Regions from separate parts of the Homo sapiens genome. Here region 1 is linked to region 2. A link is an interaction called in ENCODE POLR2A ChIA-PET data of the cell type or tissue named here. Cell type or tissue: GM12878. All regions are shown on one strand.

What was found. Peaks named below come from ENCODE experiments on the same cell type or tissue, not always from the same donor. Only the 100,000 strongest peaks of a DNase experiment are listed, where the experiment ranks them.
Region 1: POLR2A ChIA-PET joins it to region 2 with 5 read pairs; 1 of 35 experiments calls an interaction of 5 or more read pairs at or near these places.

Annotation. Positions count from the first base shown.
Region 1 is chr6:157,097,455-157,102,454 of GRCh38, forward strand. All of the region lies in intron 5 of ARID1B (AT-rich interaction domain 1B), which reads left to right. Among named protein-coding and RNA genes, the nearest start is that of TMEM242, 220 kb to the right of the region's middle. In GM12878, no CTCF peak of the experiment used is centred here; a DNase peak (open chromatin) is centred at 2,907.
Region 2 is chr6:155,349,050-155,354,049 of GRCh38, forward strand. No RefSeq gene overlaps it. Among named protein-coding and RNA genes, the nearest start is that of TFB1M, 37 kb to the left of the region's middle. In GM12878, no CTCF peak of the experiment used is centred here; DNase peaks (open chromatin) are centred at 2,492, 2,750 and 3,912; H3K27ac peaks cover 4,832 bases.

The DNA.
Region 1 (5,000 bases), 1.7 Mb after region 2:
TCCCTCGTACCTACAGGGCACAGCAAGCGCTCACGTGCTATATTCTCTTTTAGGTGCAAAATGACTCCAAGGGAGTGAGCATCCGCATGTGGCACTTCTCATAGCCAACCACCCATGTTTACAGGCAGAGTTGTCACGAAGCGTTGGAACCCAGAATGAGAAATTTGTGACAAGAGAGGGTGGAGGCGAGTGAAACTTTGATTAAAGGAAAGTGCCTTGGCTTTAAAAAGGCCTGTCTCTATCCGGCAGCACAGAGCAGCGATCAAGTGGAAGAAAGGGAGCAGGCAGGCGCCTCAGCTAATCTTTCTCCTGGGGGCCCAGGTGGACAAATTGGCAACCCTGTTCACAGCTTTTTTTCTTCTCCCCTTTGTGTCATAAGAACTGCTAATCGGATCCATGCTGCTGCAACTGTGGTTAGTTATTAGCAGAATAAAAGCAGATTTCTTCAAAAGAACGGGTGGGGGAAACGACTATACAAAATTGCAAGGTTGTTAGAATCTAAAATGCACAGCAGTCGATTTTTCCCCTTATTCTGAATTAGACGATGAATACAAGTCTTTCATCTGTCACTATACCCATTTCTTCAGAGGCAGCCAAATATTAAGCTTCTCAAACAAAAAAGGAATCTTAGAAAGAGGAAAAATATTGAGGAGGAATAAGAATGGGTGAGAGAAGGGAAAAATTAGGTTTTGTTTTTATTAATTTGCCCTGGTGAGAGAAATATAAACCATCCCTCTATTTGGTGTTCTCCCCGCCGCCTCTTACCTTACATCAAAGCGAGGATTCGAGAGAATGGAGCTGGTGGCTGTTCAGCATTTTATGTCTGGTGTTCTGCCTGAGGAAAGTTCAGAACCTACCTCTTTTCTTACAGATAGCAGAGTGCTATGAATCCGGACTTCCTGGGGGAAGGCCGGGCTAGCGATGCCATACCCAAATGTGGAGAATAGACCTTTCCCTCCACAAGTGGGTTTTCACGTGGCCCAGTAGACCTTGGAATTGTATGCCTGAGCTTTAAAGCTATTGCAAAGGGTGTGTTTTGATGAGAATGCCAGATTTTCAGCATGGTAGTTGATGTACTTCAGGACATCATGGACTTTCACAGGGGATGCCTCGCAGATCCTCAAGATTCCCAAAGTTAGAAGTGGTTCCTGCTTTCAACCAAATCACATTTTTGGTCATACTGCCTATTTACTATTCATGTCTTCACATCTGAAGTTAACTAAAGTTGAGAAGCTTTCCTTAAAGTTCCATCTTTTATTTAATGGCTGTTTTATCCACAAAGACACAGTTTTTATTCACCTCCCCAGAGTCGGTCCTGAGTGGAGTGGCAAGTGCAGTGGGACCCAGGCTGAGCTGTGCCAGCCGCCACCCTGAGAGTTGTGCCTCAGTCAAACCCAAAGCACATTATATTCCCACACCTTTCAGGCCACTTAGCAGTCATCCAGACTAAAAATGTCTCATTTTAATGCGGAGAATCCTCTGTATGTAAATGTTTTATGACTCCAGTTTATTTTTTTTATTTTTTTTGAGACGGAGTCTCGCTCTGTCACCCAGGCTGGGGCGCAGTGGCATGATCTCAGATCGCTGCAGCTTCCGCCTCTCAGGTTTAAGCAATTCTCCTGACTCAGCCTCCCAAGTAGCAGGGATTACAGGTGCCCACCACCACGCATTTTTGTAGAGACAGGGTTTTATCATGTTGGCCAGGCTAGTCTCGAACTCCTGACCTCAAGCAATCTGCCTGCCTTGGCTTCCTGAAGTGCTGGGATTACAAGCGTGAGCCATTGCGCTGGGCCAACTCCAGTTTATCTTTAATCAAAGCTGTGCTGACTTAAATAGTTAAGTCTAGAAGTCCGTGCATCACCATGTATCCTCTGACTTAACTTGTCCTTTGCCTTGCCAGAGACTTTTCAGTTTCTTTGCCCCAAGTTCTCTGTGGGAAGGTATCTCCCCAAAAGGGATCTCATGGGTATTAGTGATCAGACTATTAAACCAACTTGCAAGGGTCTGTCTTACCCTCGCACCTGTCACAGAGTTATGAGGAGGACCCATGCGAAAAACATTGTGTAGTTTTAGTATGTTTAATTAATAAAAGAAAAGTTCTGGTTTGAATCTATGATAGCAGGCTGGGTGAGTAACGTTTTATAAGTTGGTCTTTAAGGGCTTTTATGAGGACATAATTCACATAGACCACATCATACTCACTTCTGTTTTCTACCTGTTGGCTGATCGTCCTTTATAGCTAATCTATCTTCAAGCCTAGGAGTGAGGTTTAGAAAAAGACTTGGAACACTCAGACCACAGTAGGGAGGAGAGTTGAAAAGCTTAATCCGGCAGGTTTTTGACAGTGTATTAGTTTGTTTAGAATAAAGGTATATGGCCCTGTGAACGGTGCGTGGGAGCTGTCTTGTTCTCTCAAGTTCGGGAATTGGAAGTATCCTTATTCCCTTCATGGCTCGGGAGTATCCAAGTCAGATAGCCTCTGAAGTGCCCATTTATCTGTATTTTTAGGACCTAATGACACATGAATAGTCTGTAATATTTTGGATAAGGATTTAGGAAAGTCTAGCCCCGTTTTGAATGAACTTTCGAGCTGTATGACATGAAAAGGTTTATCTCTCAAAGCAGGGGCTTAACTCCTTCAAGGTGAGGACACCAAATTGCTGTGGTTCTGTGTTCTCAGTTGAAAGGTAGGGAAGAACATTACTTTCTGGTTTATACTGCTCTAATCTGAGATAGGATTTATTCACAATAAAGAATTGTGTTGACAGCCTGTTCACCAACATCTTCCCCACCCCTCTGCCCTGATACAGGACCTTTTGGTAAAGGGTGAGGTGATCTTATTAGAGACAGAGGCACACACACCCCATGCTGAACAATAGGAAGTGTTATAAGTTCACACCCACGCACTTCAGATAAACTGTTAACCGGAACCACTAAGCGGAAGCCTGAGCAGATTCTGTATTTCAGTAGTTTGCTTGGAGCATATCGAAGTTGGTGTCAGCCAGCCTGCTTCTTCATTCTGAGAATAAGTGGGATTTTTTTCCGTTCTTGAAGCAAGTGAAATAGAAAACACTGAACAGAAGGATGCTATGTCTAAATAACTTGTGGGTTTTCTAACTCATCTAAATAAATGCCTGAGACTAGGACATTTGTTGAATGTATGGATTATCAAAAATGTATTTTTCATTTACACCATTAGGTATTATGCAGGTTTTTAAAGAAATGACCCATGAAATCCTTGTGCTGTGTTGCAGAGCTGTACCATCTTACCATACTCTAGCTTCTTACTAACTGAGATAAGATGTACAGTGATTTCCACAGATGCGGAGTCTACCATGCAACCAACCAATGCTGTCTCTTAACAAAATTATATTGTCATTTATCATGGTGGAAGGAAAGATCCTGACCAGTTCTTCATGTTGCAGAAATTAAAGGAGCAACTAAATACAACCCATAGTAAGAAGTTATAGTGTAATTACTAGTGGGTTTGGCAGAATATAAGAAATGCATCCTCCAGAAGATCGGTAAAGTCAGATGGTGGCAGGTGAGACCCGTATTCTACTTTAAAGATTTGAAAGAGAGCCGATTTCCATGAGGCTGTACTAGAATAAAGCAACCCAGTGTTTTAATTTTGGATGCAGCAGCAGAATTGCACAGTCAGTGGGAAGCACAAGATGAACACGATCATAGTAGTAATGTATCAGTATTTGGTTGCTACAATGTGTTCTTTTAATTTCTCACTAAAGTTAATGACACCACCAAGAATTCTTGATGAGTAGAAGAATTAATTCAATTGCTAATTGCTGAAAACCATGAACTATGTATTGATTTTGTAGCACCATCCCATGGGAGTAACTTGATCATGATAGAGTTATTTGCAAAGTGACTGGAAGCATTCCTCATTTCTTCTCAGAATTCAACAAGAACCACAACCAGTTTAATTCACACGGACCTAAGAATAGGTCTGTCTTACCCTTGCCACTGTCACAGAGTTTATGAAGAGGGCCCAAGTACTTGCCACTAAACACCTCATGATCTCCATGTATTGAGGATGATTGGCCAAGAAAATTATCCAAATTTCCATGGTTTCACATGTCTTTTCACATTAATTATAAAAAGCCAATCTTCTTGAATTACTAATCGAAGAATATAATTTAGGACATTGCCCTCTATATAGTGAGTACTCTTTTTTTTTTTTAACCTCATTTGGTACATTCAAGCTATCTCTAATTTACCTGCGAACTTGTAAGACAAATAAATGTATATTCTAGACAGTGCTCTCTCTTTAGCTCCTTCTTTCTTCACTTTTGCCCAGAGTCAGCTAACGTAGGAAAATTGGAAGGATAGAATGGATCTGAGGCATTAAAACCGAAATCAAGTAGTGTCTGTCATTCAGACTCCAGATTTGCTATCTTGACTAATCATGTCAATATTCCATCTCAGATAACTAAATCCATCTTAGGTTAGTTGGCTTTTTAGCTGTAATGATGTGAAAGGAAGGAATAATTTTTCTATGGCCACTACAACTTTTGAAACATGGAATTTCTGAATATTTCTATATCTATTAGTATTACTAATACTGGAGATAATGCAGTATTATTTGAAAAGGGGTGAATGGTTTGTTTGCCAGAATTGGTTGTGGTTCAGAGTTAGTGTTCTTGTTCTTTTTCTATAGTTGTATACTGTAGTAATGTAGAAAGGAATTATCCCCAAGGAATTTTAACCTCAATAAAGGATTAATGTGGGAATCCTATTCACCTCATGTTTATTCTCTACCATCCCAACACAAAAGTAGTAGAGTATAATTTACGCAATTGCATCTGATCAGTAGTTGATCTGATTTGTTGGTTTGTTTCTGATCCGAAAGAGTTGGAAAAATAAAACTACAAGTAATCATTTATCTAAACATTTACCTGCTAAATGTACTTACCATTTAAGTCTTAGACTTTTGCCTGCATTAAGTGCTAAGGAACCCAGCGCATTCTTACATATAGATAGGA
Region 2 (5,000 bases):
AGGCTGTGAAACAGCAAAGATGGTGGCCTGCCTCTCCCTCTGGGAGCTGTGTCTCAGGGAGAGATCTGTTGCCAGCCTGAACGCACCTGTAGGAGGTACCCGGAGACCCCAGTTGGGAGGTTCTGCCCAGTGAGGAGAAATGGGATTGGGGATATCCTTTAAAAGACAGTCTGGTCACATTTTCATAGAGCAGCTGTGCTGTGCTGGGAATCTGCTCCAGCTACTTGTTGCCTTGGATTCTCTAAAGCCCAAAGGCTGGAATGGCTGAGTCACCCAAATAGCAGAGATGGTCACCTGCCCTGCCTGCTGGGAGCTCTGTCCTAGGGAGGTTTGAAACCACTGTCAGCTGGAGAACACTGCTTGGCATAGCTGAAGACCCCAGTTGGGAAGTCCTGCCCAGTGAGGAAGAATGGGATTGGGGACCTGCTTAAAGCAGTCTGGCTACACATTTGTAGAGCAGCTGTGATGTGCTGGGGGTCTGCTTTAGCCCCTGGTCACCTTGGACTTTCGGAGCTCAAAGGACAGAATGGCTAAGTCATCCAAATAGCAAAGATGGCAGCTTGTGCCTCCCTCTGAGTGCTCCATTCCAGGGAAGTTTAAAACCTCAGTTGGCTGGAGAACACTGGTAGGGGTAGCCGAAGGCCCTGGTTGGAAGGTCCTGCCCAGTGAGGAGGACTAAGATCGGAGGCCCACTTTAAGAAGCAGTCTGGCCACATTTTTGCAGAGCAGCTGGGCTATGCTGAGGGTCTGCTTCAGCCCCTAGTTGCCTCAAACTCTCCAAAGCCCAAAGGCCAGAACAGCTAAGTTGGCCAAACAGCAAAGATGGTGGCCTGCCCCTCCCTCTGGGAGTTCCATCCCAGGGAGGTTTGAAACCTCTTGTCAGCTGGAGAACACTGGTGGGGATAGCTAGGGATGGTGGTTGGGAGGTCCCGCCCAGTGAGGAGGAATGAGATGGGGGACCCTCTTAAAAAAAACAGCCTGGCCATGTTTTCATAGAGCTGCTGCGCTGTGCTGGGGACCCACTTCAGCCCCTGGTTACCTCAGACTCTCCAAAGCTAGAAACCTGGAATGTCTCAGTTGGCCGAACAGCAAAGGTGGTGGCATGCCCCTCCTTCTGGGAGCTCCATCTCAGGGAGGTGTAACACTGCTACCGGTGGCTGGCTGCAGTTCCAAGCCAGTGGGTCTTATCCCGCGAGGTGCCATGGAAGTGGGGTCTGCAGGCTGTTGCTGCTCAGCCCTTTTGATTCAGTTCCCTTCCTAGGGATATATTCAGGGGTCTAACCTCCCACTTTGTTGGAGTTGCAGCTGCTTTTGTTGGGAAGCCCAGAAAGCCTGGGTATCTAAGGCTCCCAGGTCTCTGCATGTGCCTGAGTGGCTGCTCTGCCAAGACTCCAGAGCTCTGTGCCAGACTGAAGGCCCTGGTGGCATGGGTTCACAGGGGGATCTCCTGACCTAAGAGTTGCAAAGATCCATGAGGGAAGCATGGGTTCCTGGGGTCACACATTCACTCACCACCTCCCTGGGTAGAGGAGGTTCCCCTGGCTCTGTGTTACTCCTGGGTGGGCTATCAACCTGCCTTGCTTTTCTCGATTCTCTGTGGGTTGAATTGTTTCTTTGATTAGACCCAATGCATTTACCTGGATGTATCAGTTGAAAATGCTGTATTTATGCACCCCTTCCATTCCTTTCTGTGAGAGCAGTGCACACTAGCTACTTCTAGTTGGCCATTTTCTCAGGTATTTCCTATATTCTCTTAAACCTTTCAGTCCTTCAACGCGCAGTCTCCCTCCTGCCTCAGGGCCTTGGCACATACTTTATTTTTCCTTGCCTGCAACGTTCTCATCTCTCTCTTGATCCCCCTCTCTGAACTTCCTCTAAGTTAATGTCTATTTATTAAAATCTCAGCTCAATCATTGCTTCTTTATTGACCCACAACCCCCCCAATCCCACAACTCTATCAGGTTCCCCCTTTTTATCTTTCCAGGTAGCAACTTCTACTTTTCCTTCTTATCAGTCATCATGATTTGTAATTGCTTACTTTTTAATGATTATTTAATCAATATTTCTCTCCTTTTGTTTACAAATTTTCTAGCACCTGGCCCAGTGAAGAACACTCAATAAATATAATTAAAGAAATATGTAAGAGAAGATAGAATTTTTATTGCACATTAACAAAAGAAATGAAAGAATCCACCTTTTTGAAAATTTAAAAATAAACCAAAATTTCTTATAGGCTGAGACATTGATCCATATAATTTGGTATAAACTTTGTTTGCTGATGAAGAGAGGGAAGTGGGGAGATGGGATGTAACTAATCTAGCAGCAATGAAAAAACAAAATTTTTCTGGTGAAATAAGTAATGGTTTTCTGGTTGAATAATTCTACACACAGAAAATGATTGATTAGAGTTTCCTGCAAGCCTGGGCTATGCAAATATAGCAGGTGTCTATGTATATGCAAGGCTTGAACACAGTCTTCAGTTACTTTTTTGGGAAAGCTGCCCCAGTTTAGTTTTGAGTCATATTTCTACATCTGTCACTATGTTCTAATCATTACCCAAACAGGTATCAGACATGACCACGTAGGCAAAATAAATAAATAAATAATAAAATTTAAAAAACCCAATTTTGGCTTTAAAGTGTCTCAGCATGGATAATGTGGATGAATGGATACATGTTCTAATCTACTTATATCTACTTATTTCTGTTTCAATTTTAAAAAGTGATAGAGCACTCATGAAGGCATAAGTATTGCCTAACAAGTTAACTGGAGCCTCAGTTAATATGTGCTACATTAGCTGAATGAATGAGTGAATGACTAAAATTTGACAGAAAAAAGATTGTGAGATCTGTGGGATTCTTTCCTTTCCTTTTCTTTTTCTTTCTTTCTTTCTTTTTCTTTTTCTTTTTTTTTTTGAGATGGAGTTTCACTCTTGTTGCCCAGGTTGGAGTGCAATGGCGTGATCTCGGCTCACCACAACCTCCGCCTCCTGGGCTCAAGTCATTCTCCTGCCTCAGCCTCCTAAGTAGCTGAGATTATAGTCATGCACCACCACGCCCAGCTAATTTTGTATTTTTAATAGAGATGGGGTTTCTCCATGTTGGTCAGGCTGGTCTTGAACTCCCGACCTCAGGTTATCTGCCTGCCTCGGCCTCTCAGAGTGCTGGTATTATAGGCATGAGACACCGCACCCAGCCAGATCTGTGGGATTCTTCACTTGATCTTGTGGCGATCTGAGATAACCAAAATCTATTTTGAGAATTAACTCTTCACTTAAGAGCTTCTAGTACAAACTACATGGTTCCTTTGGCAAGTACTTTTTATGTGGCACTAAAGATGCCCTAAGGAGCTTTAGAAAAATCAATGAGAAAGATCCACTTGGTTCCAGAAAGTGTTTTACATTTCAGGAAGGTCAGTGAATCAGTGTTTCTGGTTCATTTCAGCCTAACTGCATTCTATTTGAAGTAGTTTTTTAAATGGTCATCTCCTGATCACTTTTTCTTTTAGGTCTCATTAAGCTTAAAGGGCTTCACCTCAAAGGGACCCTGATCACTAAAAAGTTATTTCTGGATGGAGTGATGTTAGCCAGTTAGAGGATTGGGGGTCACTTGCTCTTATCTTCCCTCAGTAAGAATCCCATCCACAGAAAAAAGTCTCCTTCTGGGTCTCTGAGATTCAGGTAGAAGGCTGTGAAACCTGGTGGAGCCCAAGACCTAGGATAGTGGTTTTGAGAGTGCAGACCTGCACCTAGGTGTCAGACTGGCTGACTGTGCTTCTGAGTTCAAACCTCAAACCAGCCCCATTCCCTAAAGGCTTGCCTTGAACCTACAAACAAAACAATTTTCCAAAGGGTCCAGGAGGAATCATGCACACTATTGCCTCAGCAGAAAGGCTCATCTGCTTGCTGACATCAGTTTCAGTAGTAGACTTGAAAGTTATCCTGCAACTTGGCTCTAGTCCCTTTCAGCTGTGTTCCCAGCTTAGTATTGCTCACACAGGATGCAGAGGGAGACTCACCCATTTGAGTTACTGAGACAGACTTACTGGCCTCTGTCTTCACAGATTTTGAAGGGGCCCAGTCTTGGTGCTAGTACTTCTCTGCCCCAGCCTGGGAGATATTCTTTCCACACAGGGAACTGTTGGGATATTTACCTGTCCAAGCCTTTGTGACAGGTTTTTAAGTCTCTGTCCCACCGAAAATCATGAAGGGGCTCAGTCTCAGTTCCAGTTCTTCACACTGCAGTCAGGAAACGATCCTGCCTTTGCATGGAACTGCTGGGAGACACACCTATCTGAGCCACTTGGACAGGCTTGCCAGCCTCTGTTGCACAACACATCCTGAAGGGACCCTGTCTTGGCTCCAGCCCCTCTCTGCCATGGCCTGGGAGTAATTCTGTCTACACAGAACTACTAGCCAGTCTGAACCACCAGGACAGTCTTGCCAGCCTCTGTTCCACAGCAGATCCTGAGTGAATTTTGACAACAAGCAGTCACTAGTTCTGCTACATCAGGGAGTTTAAAGCCCACCTCAGACCCTTCTCAGAGAGAGAGGCAAATCTCAACTGTACATTTGTACTGAGTATAGCAGTTGGTTCATCTGTCCCAATCCACATTACCTCAAGACTCCTCCTACAGCCCTGTTCAACTGCTGGATTCAAAGAGTGATACCACCTGATCAGAGAATACTCCTATTTCAGCCAGATCACAGGCAATTGCAATTCTGATTCCATAGCTCAGTCTGACTTCAGAATTAAGCCAGTGGTCTTTTTGGATAGCAGAACCAAGCCAGTTGCCCCACACAAATTCAGAGCAAAGGTAGCAGCCCAGTCATCTAGAGAACCTGAGAGCAAGCTCTGCCTGCCCAGAGTCATTACTAGCTGACCAATCTAGAAACATAGGCTAGAATAAACAGTGAAGGTCTATTCCTGCCAAAGAACACTTGTGAAGGCTGGAAAAGGTGGCAGTCTCCACAAATGTGTAAATACCAATGCAAGGATACA